Linked DNA regions of Mus musculus: regions 1 and 3 are each linked to region 2. Evidence: chromatin loops called from intact Hi-C (ENCODE). Cell type or tissue: gastrocnemius. All regions are shown on one strand.

Region 1 (8,000 bases), 880 kb after region 2:
CTGAGAGAACCAGTACCACTAGCTTCTCCTGCTGTGCAGTGGGATTTTCTTGGTAAATGTCACCAGTTGAGTAACCTCCGGCTCTCTTTCTCTGTTCCTATGTCTGACAGTTTGAGACAGCAAACACACCTTGGACCATTTTCTTTCCTAAAGATGGACATTTCTTAGCCTAAACCATGGACTTTATCACTGGGAGTTAAAGACTCCCATCTCACAGATTTCAATCAATTGGTGTAATAAAATAAAAGCCAGGACAGTAATCATAAAAAAAAAAAACAACACCACCAATAACAACAACAACACCAATAACAACAACCCAGGTGGTAACTTGCTTTTAAAAAGTAGTTTCTAAGCCAGGCACAGCAGCACACACTTTTAATCCTAGCACTCAGGAGGCAATGACAGGCAGATCTCTGTGAGTTTGAGACCATCATGGTCTACATAGTGAGTTCCAGGATAGCCAAAGCTACACAGAGAGATTCTATTTCAAGCCAAGCCAAACCAAGCCATGCCAGACCAAACCAGAACATGGTTTCCAGGGCCCTAGCATGTAGTGTAGGGGTACAGCTTGGGTTCCTGACACTGTGGAAAACAAACCATAAAACACAAAACCAAATTGGCTTCTGGGTGTAATTAAACACAAGTAATGAGGTGCCAGTAAAAAAAAAAAAACAAAAAACAAAATGTCATTGCTAAGAGAACAATTGGGCTGGAAAGTTTCACTTCCTGGCCAGGTAGCAAACATACATATCCATTCCACTGGTAGATATCACCTACTGAGTGTGCTAAGACCCTGGCTGCTGAGGCTGGACTGGCTGAAAGAATAAATGGGACAATTACAGTAATTATCCTCAGCAGCCCATTTTCAGCTTGTCCCTTTCCTGTATACTTGGCAGAACACTCATCACTCAGGAAGCCAGTCTTGCCCTGCCTACACTGGTAGCACCCTGTCTGCTCTGTGGGTTTTTAACTGCCTGTCCCATAGGGCTACAGAATCCTACTGAATGCTGTAAAACAAGATGTTCTGTCCAGGAATAAGGATTTGGGCAGGAACTGTAGTTAGTGACTTGTGGGACAAATGAAATGGAAGGCCTTGGTGGATGAAAAATAGAAATAAAGAGGAAAGGACATGACTGCTCCCAGGTATGGTGGAGGAGGAAGTTTATTATAGATGTGTAGGAGAGCATCGCTGGAGAGAGTCTAGTGTTGTCATGATCTTGAACCATGTGAGAGAGGGGGGGTGGAAGGGAGAGGGGAATCAGGTGCACAGTCAGGAAGCCAAAGATACAAAAAAAGGGCAGGTGACCAAAACGTCTGAATTATATATGGAAAAGTTTCTAGGGGAAGGGCAGCCCAGCCCCTGAGATGGAGAGTTCAGTGTAGAGGGCAGGGTATAACAGCTATACAGTATAATAGGTAGGGACTAAGGGATGCTGGGAGAACCTGGAGGCCAGGTTAACTTTATATGTTGAATAGAAACCTCTGGTATTTCAAACCTTCAGGTTTGAAATTTAACACATGGAACACCAGATTTGAAGCCATGCAAAGGGTTGTTGGTATGTCAGATGGGATGTTCTCAGGGGCAGCATAAATGTCTCTAATGACTGGCTTGGACATCAGGGGCCATTTTCCTTAGCTGGCAAGTAGCTGCTGCTGCAGGCAGTAGGTTGGTATCCACTCCTTTAAAAAAGGACGCCCACCTCTGCATTTATTTTATGGCAAGATCCATTGCCTGTGGCCACCTTACTATTTCAGGCTAGAATAGCAACAGTTGAGATTTTTTATGTTTCACAGTGAAAGAAGAGCCAAACTTCAGGCACTGTCAGGGAAACTTGGGGGAAAAAGCAATGGCCAGTCCTGTTAGGTTTGTTGGTGAGTGGTGAAGAGCTTTGTTGCAGTGGAGGCAACAGCAGTTTTTCCTCCCCCCCCCTGCTCCTCCTCCTTCTTTGTTTTCTTCTTCTTCTTTTCTTCATATCCTCTTCCAGTCCCATGAAACCTACTTGTTCTAGGCTCAGTTTTATAGCGTCTCCCTTTGTGCAGCTAATAAAGTCTTCCTAATTGTCCTTTTCTATTTATGTTTGAGATGGACTTTGCTATGTTGTCCAAGCTGGGCTCAAACTCCTGGGCTTCAGTGACTCTCCTGCCTCAGCATCCAGAGTAGCTGGGAATACATTAGGATACCATCATGCCTAGCCTTCTCTCATCCTAAGCTGGCTCTTGTAGTTGTTTCTCTCAACTGTGCATAGGTTCTTCAACATTCTTGAGCCTACTCTCTTCTGCCCTACCTGCCCTGAAAACAGAGCCTCCTACTATGACATGGTCTTTTTCAATACTGCTATTCCACTCAAAAACTACTTATTTATGCACTTAATGTAAATGTTTTGTCTGAAAGTATGTATATACACATATGTGTGCTTGGGGCCCACAGAGGCTAGACAAGGGTTTTGGATCGCCTGGAAATGGAGTTGTAGACAGTTGTAAACTGCCACGTGGGTGGTGGAAACTGAACCAGGACCCTCTACAAGAGCAAATGTGCTTAACCATTTAGTTCTCTCTCTGGGCCCTTCTTTCCACTTTCTAGTCATTTGCTGTCCCCTTTAGATGGTTCATCATTCATCAGTGGACCCTGAAGCCTACCCTTGCTTATCACCCCTTGGTCACCAACCTCAGGACCCCTCAAGTCCTCCTACTTTGTCTCTTGCCCTTCTCTATCCTCCCAGCTCTTCATCTGGAATCTTACTTATCCAGAGTTGGTGCACATGCTCCGCTGGTTTACTCCTATGTCAGCACAGCTTTCCCTGAAGGTCTCAGGATACCTAGCCTGTCCTTTGTGCCACTCCTTTATAACAGTCATCTATGTTTTCTATCTTCCCTCCCCATTTACAACCATGAATATAGACACATCTGAGGACCTTTGTTTTGTAACAACCCTTAGGACCTGACAGGCATTTGGGAAGTATCTGTATAAAGAATTGAATCAGTATGGGATTAGAGGGTAAAGCTTAAGACTAAATTCAGGTTTGTTTCTATTTTGTCTAATTTACCACATTGGGAGATGACTGCATAATATCATGTGCTTCTTTTTCCATGCTGGGATGGCCCCATTTTTGTTGTGATAAATGTCGTCTGTGTAGACGAGCGTTTCAGCGAAAGTGAGCTGCATCGTAAGTCCCAGGATGTGTAGTAGTCTCACCCAGTGGTTCCCAGTCAAGGGCCCTTTTGTCCCTTGCAGGACATTTGGGCAATGTTTCAAGATATTAAAAAAATATTATTTGTTTCTAATCTCTTGTCATTATAATAAATACTGAGGCAATCAATTTATAGAAGGTTTACGGTGACTCAGGATTGTAAAGGCTTTAACCTATGATCAGTTGGCTGCTTTGGGTCTGTGGTGGTACATTATGGTGGGGGTATGTGGTGAGCAATTGCTACTCCAATGTGGAGAAATGGGAAAAGTAAAAGAGAAAAGGGATTAACTCCCATACCCTCATCAAAGGCATGCCTCCAGTGTCCCAGTAGGGCCAACTCCTTACAAATGCCATTACCTTCCAGTATCACCCATGCTGAGGACCAAATTTTTCACAAATTTTTGGTGTTCCAGATTAACTTTAGCACTAAACTAGGTGGGGTGCTACTGACATTTAAAGGGTAAAGGCCCCAGGGGTGGTGCAAAATATCCTATACTCATGACAACTGCCACTTTACCTCTACAACAAAGGATTATCTCGCCCCAAATGTTATCAGTGCTGAGGTTGGGAAACCTGAGCTAACCTTGCATGGCAGTCCCATTTCTCTTTGTGCAAACAGTTGGTACAATGAGACAGTAATGCTGATTGGCTGCAGGGCTGGAGGGTGATGTGGGACAAGAGAGCACTAAGACCACATACAACAAGCAGAATGGACTTTACCGTGACTTGCAAACAGAAAACCCCTAAGTCATATTGCATAACACAAATGATCGAAGCTCAGCCTATTCTAACCCCAGCTTATTCAGACTCATGTGCTTCAAGATAAGGCCATGAGTGTATCTCCCAGCAATTCCCTGTGGACTTATTTGTTTTAGAGATATGGCCACTGGCTCTTCCAGACACTTTCCTAGTTTACAAACTCTAACCGATCCGTTCCAAGACCATTTCTAACTTTAGCCCTGAATTTCATGAACAGTCTTCCATAACTGAGGAGCTCACAGGTCGTCTGGTGAATTCCTTTTATGTAGGAAGTTCAGTGTATTCAACTCTTTTTTATTCTTCGTGTGTGTGTTCCGGGTTGTTTTGGCCCATGTGTTTCACACTGGGCATAGGATACGCATAATCCATGTAACAGGCACTGGATGTAACTGGCTACTTGTGACAGCTCAGGAATGTTCACAGAGCCTCCCACAGACGGGGATACTCTGGAGAGTTAATGAGAGATTTTCAGCAATGACTCTTGAGATGGATTCTGGATGATAAAAGTGGTTTAGGTGGAGGTAGAAAAAAAAACGTATCACAAGGAAACAAGGAGTAACATGACAAAGTCAGAGACATGCAATCAGAAGGGGAAGCCATTCAGGTCTCCAGGTAGGCGCCAGACCCACACAGCAGTTGTTACAATTACCCACGATATTATCTTTATAATGTCTGTCTTCAATGATGGAATCAAGTACCATGTTGCCAAGCCTTGGATTATATATAACCTGAGATCCCTACAGAACTGTGTTAAGAAATCTCCACTTCCCTCAAGCGAGAGGAAAAAGAACATTGAGGTGGCATTCTATCGCCATCTAGTGCCGAAAAGATAATGGCATGTTTGCTTCTGTAAAATCCCAAGTGAGGTACAAAATCCAGCACCTATATCCTAGAGATCCTTCCCAATGCCCTACTTGGTTATTGCTGCCTGAAATTCTCCTGTCCGCCCTTTCTCTTCCAATCCTACCCCCACATTCCTTCACCGGCTAAATGCTTCCACTAGACCAAGTTTCTCTCTTTAAAATCACCACTGTATTAAAATTTACATGTATTGAAGTCATGGCTCTCATTAGTTCCAGAAAGGAGGGATTTGCCTGCAGTCTGCTCACTTCACCTCCTGGAGTATGTCCGACTCGCTGTAATACCGTGGAAGCACTACCTGGTGGTTGCTTCATGATTCCTAAAGTTTTGCTATTAGCAGTCTTTTCTACTTGGGCCTGTCTTTAGGTAACTCCCTTTAGAAAATTTATCAAATGTCTATTGTATAACCACTTGACGATCTAGCAGTCAAAATCTGATCTTAACCAAAAGGACACATTTTGAACTTTAGCGGAATCTTTTCAGAAAAGATAACAGTTCAGGCGGGGATTACTGCATTGAACACATTTCGTTAAGAATCAGTGGCATCTTCTCTTTGCAAGCTTGTTACTGCAGACTTCACCGCCCAGCACTCGGACTTGAGGAAGACCCGCTACAGCCTCACTATCCAGACTCGGCTCACTGAGGGAGGGACCCCCTCACCATTTGCCTGCAGCTGTAGGCTGGGGCCAGGGGGTGGAGCCTTACTGCTGTGCCAATCTCCAAAAGGGGGCGGGGCCTGCATTGCAGCTCCGGCGCTAAGTTTACGTCATTTCCTCGCGCCAGGGAGTAGTTCTGAAACCCGCGTTGCTGAGTGTCAAGGCGCTGTTGGAGGTGTCAGTGGAGAGGCGGCAGAATGAGCGAAGCGGACGGGCTGCGGCAGCGTCGGCCCCTGCGGCCGCAGGTCGTCACGGACGATGGCCAGGTCCCGGAGGTCAAGGAGGGCAGGTAGGCAGGACCTGGGCTGGGATCATCCCACGGGAGAGAACCCTCCTCATTATCCCGGCTTGGACCCAGGAGCCGGGTTCGGGCTGACAGGACAATCTGCGGGGCGAGGCCTTGCGTGGACCTGGTTGTCCTCCCTCACGCTGCTGTGGACCTTTTCTGTCCCTTCTTGCCACCCAGCCGCTGGAGCCAACGCCTTTTGCCTTTCTTTAGTTGCACGCATCTTCCCGACTTGTCCTTGTTGGAACCTCTGATACTCCTGGGACAGCCACCTGACCACTGCCGTCAGCCGATTCTTTCGCGTTCCTTGTTATTCACTTTCCTTAAAGAGAAGTCAGAAAAGATGCTGGGTTTCCTTTCTGCGAAGGTCCTCCTCCTGCATCTATTGACGCCGCGCAGTCTGTACTCCTCAGCGTGGAGTAGAGAACCGACTGACATTGTTGGCAGTGTTTCTGAGAATTCGGCCTTGCAGGTTTTTGTAATAGGGACAGTAGTTACTGACAGTAAATCCTTAAAAAGAAAAATTTTTTTTGGGCCCCAGTCTTTCTGACTTTCAAAATGCACTATTAGCCCACATATGAAGCATGCTCCTTAAACCGTACTAGAAGACATTTAAAATTGACTTTTCAACTTGGTGACCAGAATTTTGTACTTTGAATATCTAGATCAGCCTCAAAGTTGTGGAATTAACTTATATGATAGAAATATTAGAAATATTTCTTTGGTCACCAGCAATGTGATGAAGGGATGTGGTGCATACTAGATGAGAGACAGTTTTTGCTTCTGATGATCGGTTTGACTAATGGTAATAAGATAAACATACAAACATGTTTTGGCTTTGGAAAGAGGAGTTTGTAAAAGAACAGGAAGGTACTAACTAGTATGGATCTTGATTAGGGAGACCAGCCATCCTAGGTAGCCTTGAGATCTCATTAACTAGGACTCACCTTGCTAAATGTGGGTAGATTATGACAAATTGCTCACCCTGCTTGTTGTGGGTATTGCTAATTAATTGCTAATGGTTGGTGAGTCTTTTAATGGATAAGCAAGGAGTGGCCAAACCTAACTGCAGGAACTAGGAGAACTAGGAAAGGGTGGAGCTGTGGAGAGCCCTATCTGGGCACTTGGAGAAGAAAAGTGTTTTGAAGCCTGGGTACCCGGGGACTCTTGATAGATTGGCCTGATATTTAGAACAGCTTCTGTGATACTTGTGACCCACAGGCAAAGGGGCATATTTATCTTTTTTTTTTAAGGTTCTCTGTTGGATTTCTTCCTTAATGACTACAAATTAGACACCAAACTGTCTCTTTCCATCTGATCTTTTCCAATGTCTTACATTTGTGCTTACACTGTTTTGACTTTGCCATTTGTAAACATATTTGCTGTTTGTCAACATGTTTGTTATTTTATCTTTAGTGATCTGTAATGGTTGGGTTTTTTTGTTTGTTTGTTTGTTTGTTTTTTGTTTTTTGAGACAGGGTTTCCCTGTATAGCCCTGGCTGTCCTGGAACTCACTTTGTAGACCAGGCTGGCCTCGAACTCAGAAATTCGCCTGCCTCTGCCTCCCAAGTGCTGGGACTAAAGGCATGCACCACCACCGCCCGGTGAAATGGCTGCTTTTAAAGTGAGTTATAGCCACCTTTCTATACTTACAGTGATAACATTCCTGTTTGTCGTTTTCAGCAGTTCTCCTGTATTTTTTTTCTTGTAGTCATCTCTAATAGTTTGTCCAACTATCTTCTTGACTACTGTGAGGGTAGAGGATTGAATATGAATCAGGAAAGTTTTGTGAAGAAATCTGAAAGTTGGGAGTTCAGAGGTTGGACATTTACCTAATACATCCAAGGTCCTGGACTTGATTTTCAGTGTAGAAAATTAAAGAAAAAGAAAGCATGGAATCTGAAAAAAGTATAAACAAACAATGTTAGAATAAATTTTAGACTTGCTAAAACTTGCAAACCTAACACAAAATCTTAAACTGACTTAAAACATTACTAGATTTCTCTCTCTCTTTCTCTCTCTCTCCCTCCCTCCCTTCCTTCCTAAATATTGTTGCACAGTAGAGTGTGAATTTTGTAGATGATAACAGGAGGTTGCAGTATCAAAAATCTTAGACACACCTCAGAATGGATTGATTATCAGAATAAAAGAAGAAAAACAGATTTTAATAGAGGAAGGAACATTTTGCAATACTTTGGAAAGTTTCCTGACTTGCAGGAACAGCAACATTCACGTTGACAGGGTTATTGA
Region 2 (8,000 bases):
GCAATGATAATGGTTTATATTGAGCTTAAGACTTCCTCCCACAGTAAATTATGCAAAACACCTTATTAGATTCTTCTTATGGGAATCTAATAGACTCTCTTGCCAGAAGATACCTGCCAAAGTATAGTTAAACCTGTACCTACAGTAATTTTAATCTAAAGACATTCCACTATCCCTTTCTACAGACTCCTCCTGGAAGCTCCAGGGCTCCACACTAAATGCTCCATTCTAGAGTGACTGTTCTCACTTGGCGTCAGAGACAACATGAAAGGTAGATGACAGGTGAACAGGGGTCAGTCAGCAGCAGGCTAAGTGTCCTGTAACAGCTAGGTCAAAGGCTGGAGAGCAGCTGCTCCCTGACTACCACCAAATTCCTTTGGGATGCTAGTACAGTTTAGTTTCTTCTGAGAAAATCCAGTCAGCATTTTCCTCCTAAACAAAGACAATGAAAAGCCACACCCCCTTTCCGTCCTCTTTTGTCCTTCACAGAAGCCCACAGTCAAAGCTAGGGCTTAAGCAAAACAGTAAGAAAGGCTAAGAGGCCTCAACTCCTGGCCAGTCTTACATTCCTTTCACGTTTAATGCTGATGTTAAGCTGTAGCTCCTTGTTCTTTACTGTTATTGTAAAACACACAGATTCTCAGTCTCTCTCTCTCTCTCTCTTTCTCTCTCTCTCTCACATCCACCCACCCACACCCACCTGCCAGTTGTGGAATGAGGCAGGGTACAGTGTCAGTCATAGTAGGCAACATATTATGCTCTAAGTACTACATAAAGTTGGGTTGTTTGTTTGTTTGTTTTTGAGACAGGGTGGCAGAGCTCTACCTGCTTCTGCCTAGGCAGTGCTGGGATTAAAGGAAGTGTGCTCTGAGGTCTGGCTTTTTGCTTTTGAGTCAAGGTCTCTTTGCATAGCTGGGGCTGTCCTATATAGATCAGGCTGGCCTTGAACTCACCTTCTTTCCAAGTGCTAGGGTTAAAAGTGTGTGCCACCACGCCTGGCTTGGGTTAATTCACTGACTCTGCTAAGTAGCAGACACTATTACAATTTCCATTTGACAGTGATGAAAACTGAGAAACTGAGATAAATACTCTGTCGCAAGTCATGAGTCTCTGAGCCTGAACCTGGGTAGTTAGCCTCCCTGGCCCTACACTAATAAACCCTTGATGCGCTAAGGGTTATTCTGGACTGTGGAAGAAGAGAGGAGGGACAAATGACTAGCATTAGAGGCTACATTTCAATTTCTCCTCCTTGGTACTTCTGACATGTCAATAACCCAAAGTGAGGTTGGATCACAAATTTGCCACCTTTGCCAGCAGCCCATATACTTACAACCCACCCCGCAGGCAATAACATTACAGTATTTCATCAGTATCTCACTGCAAATAATTGAAAAGATCACTTTCCTGTGACCCCCCCCCCCTTCTGTGGGAGGCAGGGAAAGACATGAAGGACCAATGAGATTTGGTGTTAGTGTTTCTCAAAGGGAAAAAATGTAGTTTAAAGCTCAGAGACCCTCTGTGAGAATTTACCACTTCATAGTAGAGAGACATTTTTTCTACATACTGGAGTTGAATTCAAACCCAGCAAAATTTTCTGACAACATATACCCTGGAGTAAGTGCAATTAGACTAAAAGTATGAAAGAAGTGTGGGAGCTCAGACGCTTCTGTAGAGAGAATCTGGGAAGGCCAACATTCTCCTCATGAGCCAATCACAAAAGTGATTGACTGTGGCCAAAGGTCTAGGGAAGGTGGCATAACACAAATGTTAGTTAACTCCCCGTGTCAACTTCAGAAGAGGTATCTATTTCCATGATCATCTTACTAGTGTGACAGGCCATTAACCTCATCTCTACTATGGCACTCCTAGTCCAGAAATAAGACAAGTGACTCCCCAAAGTTCATAAACACAGCCCTTAAAGATCTTAAGTAGGGGCTAGAGAGATGGCTTGGCAGTTAGGAGCATTGAATGTTCTCCCAGAAGCCCCAGTTCAAGTCCCAGCACCCACATGGTGGCCCACAATCATGTATTAACTCCAGTTTCAGGAAATCCAATGCCTTCTTCTGGTCCCCACAGTGCATAAACATACAGGCAGGCAGAACACCCACTCACATTCAAAACAAAAACAAGGAAGCAAGCAAGCAAACAAACAAACAAACAAACCAAGCCACAAAAAAACCCTTGTAAGTTGACCTTTGAATCCCTCAGTTCTTTTTAGTTGATCTTTAAACCTCTTGGTTCATAATCTGTCAAGTCAGAAAGGAAAGTCCCTTTTCTGGAAACATTCATGTAGCAACTGAAGTTGGTCCTTACCTAGGAGCTGTGCCTCTGGACACTGAACTTGGGGTTGCTTGTGAAATGGTCACAATGTCTTCATCCCCTCCATCCTCATAAAAGCTTGCAAGTGCAATCTAAAACACACAGACAGAGTACTTTGGGACCCTCCAGGCTTTCATCTGACACATATCTCACAATGGAACAAAAACATGAAGACAAAACCCATACTTTGGTTCCTACACCTGGAACCAAAGAAGATTAGATGAAAAGGCAATAGACATGTTAGCCTGGAAGTGAAGATGGGGATATATTACTTCAGGGGGAAATCCACCCACCAAGGGAAACAAAGATACTAAATAAAATTAATATGAAAAACATAAAGGAAGACCACCAACTATTATTTATCCATGTGTCAGGTCGTCTGTACACTATATATTAATTCATTTAATCTACTCAGAATTTCGTAATTAGTATCATTATTGTCTCACTTTATAGCTGGCACAAATGGACTGCAAAATGAAGACAGCTTCTGGAGGTAAGAAGTGGGGTCAGGTTCAACCCCAGGCAGCATGCTCAGGCCCTCAAGCTTATGTTCTAAGAGGAAGAAGAGTATAGGGACAGATGCTACATTTCCTTTCTTTGTGAAGCCCGGTTCCTGTTTGAAATGGGGATGCTGTTCCACCAAACCTATAAAACTGAAGGAGATAATCACTAAAGTTAACGCAGTCACCTTAGCTTTACACATGTGAAAGCCCTTCATATGAGTCCTTTGGTCATTTGTGACTGTCGCCAACTCAATGAGAAGGCATTGATTTATCACACATTCTCCACACAAAGAGAGAAGACAGAACAATGAAGTCCCACGGAGATGGAGGAGGCACCTCCTGTCTAAAAGGTAACCAACTGTCTAGGAGGAAATGAGCTGTCATGGGACAATCAGTCTGAAGGTATTCTTCATGTAGTATAACCAGCTTCTGGGAAGTCATGTGCCATCGTAGGAGTTGTACTAAACTGACATTTAGAGAACCTGCATTCAAGTCCTGGCACTGCTAGTCAAGTTACCACACAGGTAAGAGCCTCAGTTCGGATGATCTACTGGGATAGAAGCTTTTCTCTTATGTATTTCCACTCAGCACAGAGGCTTCACAGCGCCTTTAAGAGCATCTTTCTGTTTGTTATGTTTTTGAAAGAGGGACTATTTACTCCTGGAACTATGTAGATCAGGCTGGTCTCGAACTCAGAGATCTTCTGCCTCCAGAGTGCTGAAAGAGTTAAAGGAATAAAGATCCCTAATGTTTGGGAAGCTAAATATTACAGTCAGTAGACATGGTTACATCAGAAAGCTCACACAGTGAGCACATTCGGTGTCCCTTTGAGGGTCCAATTCCTTATCCATAAGATAGGGTTAGTCTTTACCTGTTTAATTAGTAGTTAGCTCTTCAGCAAGTTATTTATCCTCCAAGTCTCAGCTGCAATGTGAGACATGTAAATGAGACATTCTGTAATGCTGAACAGTGCCTGGCTTGTTGTAGGTACTCAAGAAATATTAGTCATCGTCATCTACCTAAGATGTAGGCTGGCCAAGGACATTTATGCAATCAATTCTTTCTAACATTAATTACTGTGTTTCTGAGCAATAAGAGATGGGTGTTGCTCTAGGGATCAGAAGTGTGCAACATTTTATGCCTGGTGGAGCTTTGCCTTCTAAATTAATTCCTTAGTGACTATTTACTACATGCCAGTGAACAAGACAGTAAGTCCTAAGAAATTCCCATTTTACAGTTAACTACGAAATGTGCAGAGACCCCAAACGTGCGCCACAATCCCACAGGTAGTTTCTCCCTGCAATTAGGCAAGAGTGGGGCGTGGGCTGATGCCTTGCAGGGTTTCCCCCACCAGCACAGCATCCTTGCAGAAGCGGAATCGGAAGGCCACCGCGACCTCGGTGGGGCTCCATCTGGAAGCAGGGCACTCGATTCCACCCGGCCACCCGCAGGCACTCGCCGTGGCAGCCACGCCCCCAGGCGACGACTCCACGCGGACTGCGGCAGCGCCCAAAGTCTCGCCAACACTGCGAGCCCGCAGGAAAACAGAGGCCCTGCAAAGCAGGGCCCGCCCGCCTCCATGAACTTCCAAGCCAGGCCGGTGACGCGTGGCAAGCGACCCCAGGCACCATGAGGCCTGGGCCAGGCAGGGCCCAGCCCCGCAGGGATGACTGTGCGCTTCGGCCGCGTAGGGATCGCAGAGCCGACGCCGCACTCCGTATTCCCCAGCCCGTCCGAAGCGGCCCGCCTCGCGGCGCTACCTGCAGGTCCCAGCCAGCCGACTCCAGGAAGAAACGGGCCCTGTCCTCCTCAGTGCCAGTCACCGCCACGAACTCCCTCAACGCGTCCTGCCGCTCCTCCGCCATCTTCGCCCCGTGCACTTCCCAAACCGCTCCGGCGGACACTGCAACAGCCCGAACCCCAGGTCTGCGTTCCGCCCGCCGTTCTACCGCGTCCAGCCGCTGGGCGCCTGCTCGTAGGCTCCGCCCAATGCGGTGCCACAGGAAAAGCCCTCCGTGTGGGAAACCTAGCCGCCTCGCGCCCTCTGGTGGCCCCTATGTGAGCCTCACCTTAATGGCTGAAGTAGAAGGTCGATGGAAGTGAGTAGGGAGGGGCTGGTTTTCCCACAGGATGAAGTAGTCCCGAAATCAGATCCTGGAAATTACTCATGGTCTCATCCCTTTATTTCGTTAATTATTTATTTGCACATTAATTTCCTTCTTGAAGCATTACGCTGTCTATGGCTTGATGCTCTTCCAAGGGCTGTGGAAATAACAGAGATAAAACAAAGTATCCTGTCTTCTTGTTGCTTATGTCCTTTGACCCTAACAGTTCTAACCGATGCTCACATCCCCATGGTTTCCTATCTTAAACTAGTATAAGTCTCAGCCTGCCACTTTCCACAGCATCTAGCAAATCACCATTGCATTGCCACTGGCAGGCTGGCCCAGGACAAGGAGACTCAGAGCAGAGGTAAGATGGACATGTGTCACCTACAGAGAAAGTTTAGAGCTCTCTCTCCAACAGTGCTGCCCCTCAAGTGAAAGTGGGGACAAGTGAAGCTGGGAGCCTCCTAAGTCCATCTATTTATCCCTCATTTTCAAGGTTAAACTGTTACCATCCTACAATCTGCTAAGTTGGTGACCAGCAATTATTCTACCAGAACTTATTGAGTGTTCAGTGAGGTTCCTGTCAGCTGATTATATGCTTTGTTTTTCTCCTCTTCTTCCTATGCCTGACTCAGAGCCACATTCACTGTGCATGAAGCCACTACTAATGAATGTGTGAATGAATGAATAAGTGAATGGATGAAATAACACATGGATCAGACAATGAGGATCTCACAGGGAGTGGTCTATGCAAGAGCCCCTTTCAGTCTTTTTGTTCCACAGAGTCATACTATGAGAATGAAGAGCAGGAAGTAGCTCTGCCAGGGGCATCTCCAACTTCTAAGCCAGCCTCGGGCATGGCTGCAAACGCGACAGCACTGGATTGGTGTGAATACCGTCCTTTGGTATAACTGCAGATCAGTCCCACTGTAACCAACTGAAAAGGCCCACAGAGGCCATTTGGAACCTAACACATTGCAGAGAAGCAGTAAGGAGAACCCTATCTGCTTTTGATGCTGGTCCGATTCATAGTCAGCCCTCTGCCCAGCCTGACAGCTATCAAGAAGACTATAGGAATAATTGTGGGTGCAGGGCATTAGGGTTCCCTTAGCCTGCTGAAGGTGCTGTGTTCACATTATTATCTATTTCATCATAAAATAAACCTCTGCTAGGTAGAGGTTAGTATTCCCATTTTACAGGTAAAGACAGAAACCAGAGGTTCAGTAGGACCACACCTAATGAAAAGTACAACCTGGGCCTTGCCGTCCCAGCTTCTCAGGTGCCTGAGACTGAAAGAGTGACCTTGCAGAGCATATTTAAAGTCAGTCTGGGAAACAAAACTAAACCTGGTGAGAAAGTGAATCCATGCTAAAAGGCAGAGGATGCAGCCCAGTGCCAGAGGCCTTGCCTGTCATGGGAGAGGCTATAGTTTCAATCCCAGTTTTAAACAAATGTCCTAGCCTGGAAGTTTGGAGAAAGACTGACCAAGCCTCTATCTTCGCTGTCTCTCTACATATACACAGCATCACCCACAGCTCCACCTGTGGTCAAGTTCTGGTTTCAATTTAAAGCTGACTTTCTTGTCATTCAGGTATGAAATGTACCCAGAACCTATAGCTTCCAGTTAGTCCATTCCACATGTTCTCCCAAATATCCAGGGCACTCCACACAATACTCATGGCTTCCAGACTAACACACACACACACACACACACACACACACACACACACACACTCCACCACTACCACCACCACCACCACCACCACCACCAGAACAACAACATTACTCCAGGATAACATACACATATATCACCATCATCACCATCACCATCATCATCATCATCACCACCACCTATGGCGTCCATGGCACTCTACTCCTCGAATAGCCCAGCTTAAGTGCACATTATGCTTTTCAGATTTCCAAACCCACACCATCCCTATTTCAGTACTCTCATTCCAGGTCAGTTTGCACTTACTGGCTATTTGCTACCTTGCTGGAAGGAGGTTCTGGGCATCACAGACAGACCGGGAGGGTTTGTTTTAAAAGTTTGCATATCTCTCTTCTGTGAAAGTACAGGCAAGGGAGTCACTGAGCAGATTCTGTCAGCTGAGGGCAGGTGACTGCAAATGTTTCCACTGAAATAGTGTCAGGTCACCTGTTAAAGGTAGAAGGATATATCCTAAAGAATGATGGGGGGAGTGCTGGTTGGCAGTGGTGTGTATCTCTAATTTCAACATTTGGAAGGCAGAGACAAGTGGATCTCTGAGTCTGAGGCCACTCTGATCTGCAGAGTGAGTTCCAGGATAGTCAGGGATCTACAGAGAAACCTACACACACACACACACACACACACACACACACACACACACACACACACACACACACACACGGCGGGCTCTGTGGCTGCCTGTGAAGAACACCAGCTAGAAGCACTATACAAAAGTCACAGTCAGGCTTACAAAATAGAGGGGACCTAGTATAGAGTCTGAAGGGCAGAATTTCCAGCCCTTCCTCCTATCTCCCTCCTATCTCAGAAGACATAACAAACATTGACATCATTGGAGTGACAAATCCCAGTGTCATTTTATGTAATTCCCTCAGCCACCTTGGGAAGAGGAAGCCACCAGCGGGGGTAATGTCCTTCCCAAAATGGCAATGAACTCCACACCAACTATGGGATTCGAGGGGAGAGGAGGAGGGGAAATGGGGGATGGAGGAGAGAAAGTTATAGCATCAGTTGTTGCAACAAGTGCCGGAGAGAAACAGTGTAAGGAGGCAGACTTTATTTTCACAGTTTTGGGGTCTATTCCAGGGTCTTGTATTCAGTGGGGCGTGCCTACCCAGAGGTGCCGTACTTGGAGTTAATAATAGTCACCAGGGTGACCTATCCATCCTAAGGTATTGTCAGCTGTGGGGCACAGTCATCCTGAAGTGCCACCTGCAGTGGGTATGCCTGCTCTGAGTCTCTCCCGATAGTAGAACAGTCCATCCTGAGGTTAGCCACACATACTCCAGCTTTTTGTCACAGTGTCTCCTGTGTCTGGTATAGCCAGAGATAGCAGTGGAGAAG
Region 3 (8,000 bases), 250 kb before region 2:
ACGCCTACCTCCAGCATCACATAAACTAGGTGTGATGGCACACACCTGTAATTCCAGCATTCAGGAGGTGAACATAGTAGGATCATGTATAATGAGTTTGAGGCCAGCCTGGGATACATAAAACCCCACCTTAAAGTAACCCAAAGCAAAAATGTTATACGATTCAGCAATTCTATTTCTAGGTTTAAACCCCTAGAGGCTCGGAAGCAGAGTGTCTTAGTCAGGGTTTCTATTCCTGCACGTACATCATGACCAAGAAGCAAGTTGGGGAGGAAAGGGTTTATTCAGCTTACACTTCCATACTGCTGTTCATCACCAAAGGAAGTCAGGACTGGAACTCAAGCAGGTCAGGAAGCAGAAGCTGATGTGGAGCCATGGAGGGATGTTCCTTACTGGCTTGCTTCCCCTGGCTTGCTCAGCCTGCTCTTTTATAGAACCCAAGACTACCAGCCCAGAGATGGTCCCACCCACAAGGGGCCTTTCCCCCTTGATCACTAATTGAGAAAATGCCTTACAGTTGGATCTCATGGAGGCATCTCCTCAACTGAAGCTCCTTTCTCTGTGATAACTCCAGCTGTGTCAAGTTGACACAAAACTAGCCAGTACAGAGAGTCATTCACAGAGTCAAATCCATACAGATAGAAAGTAGAATAGTGGCTGGGCAGTGGCGCACACTTTTAATCCTGGCACTCAGAAAGCAGAGGAGGTGGATCTGTGAGTTCAAGGCCAGCCTGGTCTACACACACAGAGTTAGTTTAGGACAGCCAGGGCTATACAGAGAAATCCCATTTCAAAAAAAAAAAAAAAAAAAAAAAACAACAAGACAAACAAATGAAAAAAACCAACCACACAGAAAGAAAGTAAAGAATAGTGGCTGCCACCCATTGAAAGAAGAGGATGTGGGAACGTATTGTTTAATGAGCAGAGCTTCAGTCTGGCGAAATGCAAAGCCTGGAGCTGAAGCGTGGTGATGCTTACTCAATACAAATGCCCTTGGGGTCACTGCATTGTGTGATTACAAATGATTAAGATGGCAAATGAATTCTGTTCTGTGTGTCTGGCCACAATAAAAAACAATGTTTGAAAAACTAATAGTGTTATATTAAAATTAATATTTCAAAAGAAAGCTGTTTGCTCTTAGTGGCAATTACGTTGTTCATCCAGTGGCGGGGGGTGGGGGGTGTGGGGAATGGGAAGTCTTAAATTCTAGTTGGCCGTTGGGTGGATGTAAAGAAAAATATCTCTTATAGAGAGCTCTCTGAGCTGAAACCAAAGGAAAAGGATGCTCGTTGGAGTCCTCTGCATTGCTCCCGTTGCCTGACCTGTAGTTCCTATCTTAACAGTTTCCAAGGAAGCACAGAGCTTGGAATGTGCACATTGCTATCACTTGGCAACCAGGAACTGGTGGCTGCAGCCACCTACCAGTTCTTCCTGCTACCTTGTGCCCTTATCTGGCATGGGCCCTTTTCCACCCAGGTAGTCAGGGGCTCCTGGGAGGCCAGGGAAGCCTCTCCCTCCTGCTCCCTGTCTCAGCTTCTCCCAGAACTCCCAGGGCCAACTGGGACCCTTGCTGATGAAGGTAAGTCTACAGAAACAAGGGAAGATGGACCAAGGGAGGCAGAGAGAACTTTTAGTCCAGAGAATCTTCTCACTTCTTCCCATGGGTGGAAGATTCTGGGGACAGGATGAATAGAACACAGCCAGGCCCTTGGAGGACTTACAGACTTCTAGGGCAGAAGACATAGCTTAGCTCTGTTCTTTCAATGTACTAATAATGCCTTTTCCAAATGGGCTATTGAGATGCAGACTTTCCGAGGCACAGATCATCCTTAGCTGAGGTGGGAGGACCACAGCAGATGTAGGATGTCCTGCCTGTCCCAGCAGTCACCAGTAAGCACCAGAGCCACTTCCTCCGAATTCTGTCATTCACTACCTGAGGGCTTTCCATAATTCTAATAAGTAGCTCTTACCAGAGCAAAACATTATCCCAGTTCCCCAGTCCTGAGTTGAAACATCTCTGAGATCTTTCACTCTCTCTCCTCACTGCTTGCCAGCAAGTGTGAGTTCCAACTGCTCTCAGAGGCTTATCAGGTACCTCCTTTAGCCCAATCCTCCTGCTCGGCCCTGGGAGCAGCTCTCAAATGAGCCACTCAAGCTCCCAATGGGATCACCTGTAGCCTAGGATGGCCTTGAACTCATCACCAATATGAGATTGGCCTTAAACTCCTTATTCTCTTCCCCTAGGTCCTAGGATTACAGACACAAGCCACCATACCTTCAGTATTGGCTTTTAGGGGAAGCCCCATTAAGATAGGCAATGGTATATAAAAGAAAAGGGAAATGTGTGAGCTGCAAGCTATAATCAAGGGAATGCAAGCTAGTGTGGAACCAAGGGGCCGGGGTGAGAGCACTGGTGGCTTAGGAGGCAAGAGGCCTCGTTACAAAAAGATAAAACAACAGCAGGAAAAAGAGAGAGTAAAAGAAAACCTTAAAAGCACTAATAAAGCTGGCCAAAAGTCCAGCCTGTGTTTTGCTATCATCATGAACCAGCAAGCCTAACCTACTTCAGTGATAAAATTCTCAGCCCTTCTGGAGCTGATAGCTTTCTCTGTTGCATGCCTGCCCCCTTGGCACACCACCAAACTCCTTGAGCACAGTGTGGAGCAGTGGTTCTCAACCTTCCTAATGCTGCGGTCCTTTCATACAGTACCTCATGTTATAGTGACCCTCGACCATAAAATCACTTCATTGCTACTCCCTAACTGTAATTTTGCTACTGTTATAAATCACAATATAAATATCTAATTTGAGGGAAATCTGCTATGCAACCCCTGGGGGTCATGACATCCAGGCTGAGGACAGGTGTGGAGAGTAGTTAAAGATGAGGAAGAGATGAGAGGGGCAGTGTTGAGTCTCCAGTTACACGGGGGTAGCTACATTTCCCACCTTGGTGCCTTCACGTATGCTATATGCTTTTACAGGAACATTTCTTCTTTATTCTTCCATGAGAGTTCTGTGCAATTGGCCATTTCTTAATCCAAGAAACCCTTCCTGATCCTTGCTTGGAACATAGGCTTCCTGTGGGCCTTGTATAGCTCTCTCAGCACCCCCAAATGACAGATTTCATACTGGATTGCTTTTTGTCTATTAAAAAGAAACACTACAAAGTTCCATCAGGGCAAGACCTGTGGCATGTTAACCTAGGCATGAGAGCTGAGAGAAGTCAAGGTCACTGGAGCCAAGGAGATCAGAGAATGAAAGGACACTTGGAGGTGATATCAGAAAGGCACAGGGCCTGTGGAGTGAGAGGGTGACAGACCTAGAGTGAACTTCGCCTTTGAGGTGTGGCTTGGGCCTAAGGAACATGGTCTTCCCTGTGTTTTAACAGAATCTCTCTGGTTGTAGGGTGAAACCAGTGTAGCATACAAGGCTGATGCCAGGCAACCAAGAAAAAAAAAATGACAATGGTTTGGGTCATGGTACCAACCAACATGGCAAAATTTATTTGTCTACAAAAAAGTATTGGACTTCAAGAAACATGGAGAAACAACAGGTGGTTAAAAAAATCTTGATGGAGATTGGGGCACAAGTGGCTAGCATTTGTCAGTTATCTCTGGGCTCTAGATGTGGTCAAAAGCTGTGTTTACTTGGGTGAAGTCATTTCACTCTTTCTGCTCTTTATATCACTCGCAAAGTGAGGATGGGTAATAAAATATACCCCATGAATTTGTTGAGAGGGGATGTAAAGGTTTTGGCACAGGATTTAGCATGCAATCAACATACATATAAATGCTATCCTAGAGACCAAATTACCAGTTCCCAGGGGCACCTCTATTGCTCACTGGCTGATTGTGACACGATTTCCAAATCTATGTAGTGGCAGAGTACTGTCATCAATACCAACTGTATAATACTGGATCTGGAAATTTTGATAAATGCATTAAAGTTTAGCATGTAGAATAAAGTGCTATCAGGCAAGAAGTACTGCAGGCATGCTAATAAATTACGATGAAAACATCTAAGACAGATTGCCTAAATTTTCCCCCGGCCTAGTACACACTCCACTTCGCAGATGAGAAGTCTACTGTAGTTGGTAGAAGGCAGTCTCTCCCCAGGAACGAACAGCCTGGCACTCAGCAGTCGCCTGCTGCAGGCAAAAAGGCTTTGAGAAGATAAGCCCTAGCCTGCGCGCTTCTTAGTGGAACCTTCTAGTTCGGTGCAGGTGTTTCCAGCCCGGAGCACGCACAAAGTCAACAAGTATTTCCGGTGCGCGTCTCTGCGTTTCCGCGTTTCCACTTTTCCGCGCAGGTGCGGACAGAGCCGAAAGCGAAGGCGGCATCAAAAGGCGTCGCTGCCGCTCGCGGTCCCGCTTCTCTTAGGCGGAGCGGCTTTCTGCATAGTCCCCTCCTTTTCTTCCTTTCCCACAGAAGCCGCAAACATCCATGGCGGGTCTCGAGGTTCTCTTCGCGTCGGCCGCTCCATCCATGAGCTGCCCGCAGGACGCACTCGTCTGCTTCCTGCACTGGGAAGTGGTGACAAACGGCTACTATGCCTTGGGCACGGGCGACCAGGTACGCGGGTGGAGGGGAGTCTGCAGCCCGAGGCCCAAAGGCCTGCCCTGACCGTGCCAAAGCCAGGGCCCGAGCGAGGCTTCTGATGCCGCACTTTAGCGCGCCTGGTGCTGGTGCCGACAACGGGCACAGCGTGCGTGTAAACTCGGGAACGGACGTGTAAAGGCGTCCCCGACACAGCCGGGGTTGTGTGGATCTGACTGAGACAGGCTAGTAGCTTCCTCAAGGTCCTCATCCACCAGTTTACCCAAAGCATCTGCCGTAGAATACTCCGTGCTACACCCTCAACTCCAAGCATCTGGATTCAAGCACTGGTGTGGCAGTGAACTTTGACCTACTCAGCCATATTCTAGGACCCCTTCTTCGAGGGGACAGTGTTTGGATTTCAGACTTGAATGCTGCGTTTGATTCTTGCTGTCCGTTCTCCTGAAGTACTTTCTGGGCTCAGGCTGCCCTTGCCTCCATTCTCTGCTGATGGGTATGCGTTTTCAGGGTAGAAGCCAAAAAAAAATTTTTTTTAATTAATTAGTTAAAAATTGAGAGGCCATTAACTGTTAATTTATCTACTAGAGAGTTTTATTTTCCAGCCTGTGGCCAGCAGATTAGTAATGCTTGCTGGACTCAGCAGGTATTTGTGTTGGTCCTCTAGCTGCCTCCTGCCACCCTCCTTCTGTGGGTGATGAGAGGAACAAAGCACGCACTTGACTGGGTAATACCAACTCAGCAGCTAAAGAGTCATGCTGCCCACTTTCTCTTTGCTTTTTTGCCTCCAGTGCTATAGAGCTGGGCTTGTAATATTTGATCTCAAGAACATGTTTGTTGACTTGAACAAACAGGCATTGATTGGTCTCCTTATTGAGGGCACGGCTACTCCCCATGAGAGCTCTGTAGCCGTGTGAGATAAGGTCAGTGGAGGGCCATGGAGATGGCCATAGATACGAGTTAGAAAAATTGGCATTGTGTTGTGGGAGTCTGAAGATTATAAAGAGAGAATGACCTGTTTATGTGTGCAGTTTTGGTTGGTTGGTTGGTTGGTTGGTTGCATTCTAGCCCAGAGGCACTAGGGTGAGCCCAGTGGCCATTAAGGAATGTTTCTAGCCTCAGGATTTTGTCTATAGAAGACAGCTAGCTTTACCTTTCTTTACCTTACCAGTCTGTCTGGAAGAATCTCCAGCCTGCCCTGCTCTAACCTTTCATAGGTCGCAGCCACTCTCAGGCCTTTGAGTCTTCATCTGAGGAAGTTACATGGTACAAACATATGCTTTCGTTATCTGCCAACCATAGCCTTGTGGGACACTTGATATTTTATATCAAGGTGCAGAGGACAGCCACATGATGTGTTGGGCCTGTCTAGCTTCTGTTTTCTGTGGAGTATCCGTTTCACCTTACCACAGTGAGGCTGTGAGCTTTACCTGACCCTAGCGATTATTTCTTGCTCCGGAATGAAGGTGTCGAGGTGGGGAGCAGAGCAGGTTGTCTGTAAGTCAAGAGCGCCTGCTGGTAGGGCCAGTGCTGTCCATGTAGGACAGGAGAGAGTCAAAGGTCTTGACTGAACACAGGTAAGGTCTGCCAGCCCTGCCTTAAACACCCGAGTCACCCTTGAAGTCCACACCACACTAGGAAGTTACCCAGAAAGGCAAGAGGGTTTCTCAGGCTGTGGCTAGCTTCAGTTTTGTTTTCTCCTTACTCTCCTGTCTCTGCTGAGGCTACCAGTCTCCTTGTCACCTAGCCAAGTTTGATTGTGACTCCTCTGGCAAAGGATTTCCAAACACCAGGGGTGGCCTCCCCTGCACTTGCTGTGTAAAGTCCTTCATGTGTGGGCCTTTGTCAGTGTTGTCCATCGCCCCACTCCTTCCCATCCCATCCCATCCTACCATGCTCTCATGAACACAGCTTCTGGTCGTGCTGTTTTGTGTTGAATGTGTGCTTTTTAAAGGGTTTTTTGTTTTTCCATAAATGGTATTGGACCATAAACTTTTTCTAACTCCTCCCACTCCCCCTGTAAATTCCCACTTTGTGACTTCTCCCTCTGTACCCCACTCATAACCAACAGAGTCCAGTTAGTGCTTCCTGACAGAATATTGCTTATTTTGGTGACTTGCTCTTACGAAGATGGTATTCATGGGTGCTCTGTGCATGTGTCCAGAGGGGAGAGTTTCATAGAATTACTCCTCCTCCTGGTTCTTTACTGCCAATACACACACACACACATGACGTTTTCTCTAGAATACTATAATTTGATCTAGTGTGTTCCTTCTGACTGCAGTGTAATGTGCCACTGTCAGCATAGTGTGCACTTTACCTCGGCTTCAGCTGTTCAGGCTCACACTGGAATGAAGGTTGACATTGCTTATCAGGCTCCCACATGTATCCACAGCTTCCTTCTAGGAGGACGTTTGAGTCTTGGCTCATACAAACCTCATAGAGCTAAGTACTGCTAGGTGGACTCCCAAAGGGCCTGTGTAAGTCTGAATTCCCAGAAGTAGTGTCGAAGGTTCACTCATGCCCAGTCAAACTAAGTCTTAGGCTGGTGGTTGGGTGTGACCTTCATTCATATAATATATATATATATATATATCTTTTCTGGTTTTTTTTTTTTTTTTTTTGGTTTTTTGAGACAAGGTTTCTCTGTGTTCCCCTGGCTGTCCTGGAACTCACTCTGTAGACCAGGCTGGCCTTGAACTCAGAAATCCACCTGCCTCTGCCTCCCAAGTGCTGGGATTAAAGGTGTGTGCCACCACTACCCGGCTCATCTCATTATTTTAGCTGCCCCCTGATAACTAGTAAATTTGAAAAAACAAACACCATTTGTGATGGTTTGTATATTCTTGTACCAGGGAGTGGCACCATTTGGAGGTGTGGCCTTGTTGGAATAGGTGTGACCTGGTTGGAGTAGGTGTATCACTGTGGGTGTGGGCTCAATACTCTCACCCTAGGTGCCTGGAAGTCAATCTTCCACTAGTAGCCTTTGGATGAAGATGTAGAACTCTCAGCTCTGCCTGTGCCATGCCTGCCTAGATGCTGCCATGCTCCCACCTTGATGATAATGGACTGACCTCTGAACCTGTAAGACAGCCCCAATTTAATGTTGTTTTTATAAGACTTGCCTTGGTCATGGTGTCTGTTCACAGTAAAACCCTAACTAAGACACCATTTATACGGTTAGCTGCTCTTTTTATTTGTTTTCCAAACCTTGCCTTGGTCTGGTTATTAATTCTTGTCATTTGTTCCTTTTGGCTATAGTGTCTGTGCCTGGACAGAAGCTCTAGGGTATGGGTGGCCTCACAAGTGGCATTGTGTTTGCTTTAGTGGTCCTGCTTAAGAACTTTATTTCCTACCTGAAAGGCCCTGCTTGTTTTCACTATGACTTGAGATTATTCTCATATTTTAATGTGTGAAAGGGAATGTCCTGGTTGCTTGAGTTTGTTT

The links. Hi-C counts contacts between places; a loop is a spot of excess contacts. Peaks named below come from ENCODE experiments on the same cell type or tissue, not always from the same donor. Only the 100,000 strongest peaks of a DNase experiment are listed, where the experiment ranks them.
Region 1: it touches region 2 in a loop (4-fold over the local background); 2 of 42 quality-filtered maps call a loop at or near these places.
Region 3: it touches region 2 in a loop (13-fold over the local background); 19 of 42 quality-filtered maps call a loop at or near these places.

What each region holds. Positions count from the first base shown.
Region 1 is chr2:150,606,141-150,614,140 of GRCm38, reverse strand. It overlaps Apmap (adipocyte plasma membrane associated protein), which reads left to right and starts at 5,574. Exons shown (of 9, transcript NM_027977.3): 1 at 5,574-5,753. The coding sequence starts at 5,662. In gastrocnemius, a CTCF peak has its summit at 4,772 (motif pointing left); DNase peaks (open chromatin) are centred at 4,767, 5,543 and 6,114; H3K4me3 peaks cover 2,047 bases; H3K27ac peaks cover 1,506 bases.
Region 2 is chr2:151,490,995-151,498,994 of GRCm38, reverse strand. Nsfl1c (NSFL1 (p97) cofactor (p47)) reads right to left here and starts at 4,813. Exons shown (of 10, transcript NM_198326.3): 1 at 4,583-4,813; 2 at 2,314-2,411. The coding sequence starts at 4,687. In gastrocnemius, a CTCF peak has its summit at 4,864 (motif pointing left); DNase peaks (open chromatin) are centred at 4,313 and 4,796; H3K4me3 peaks cover 1,899 bases; H3K27ac peaks cover 928 bases.
Region 3 is chr2:151,737,582-151,745,581 of GRCm38, reverse strand. Psmf1 (proteasome (prosome, macropain) inhibitor subunit 1) reads left to right here and starts at 4,272. Exons shown (of 7, transcript NM_212446.2): 1 at 4,272-4,571. The coding sequence starts at 4,443. In gastrocnemius, a CTCF peak has its summit at 4,267; DNase peaks (open chromatin) are centred at 4,253 and 6,318; H3K4me3 peaks cover 2,216 bases; H3K27ac peaks cover 1,442 bases.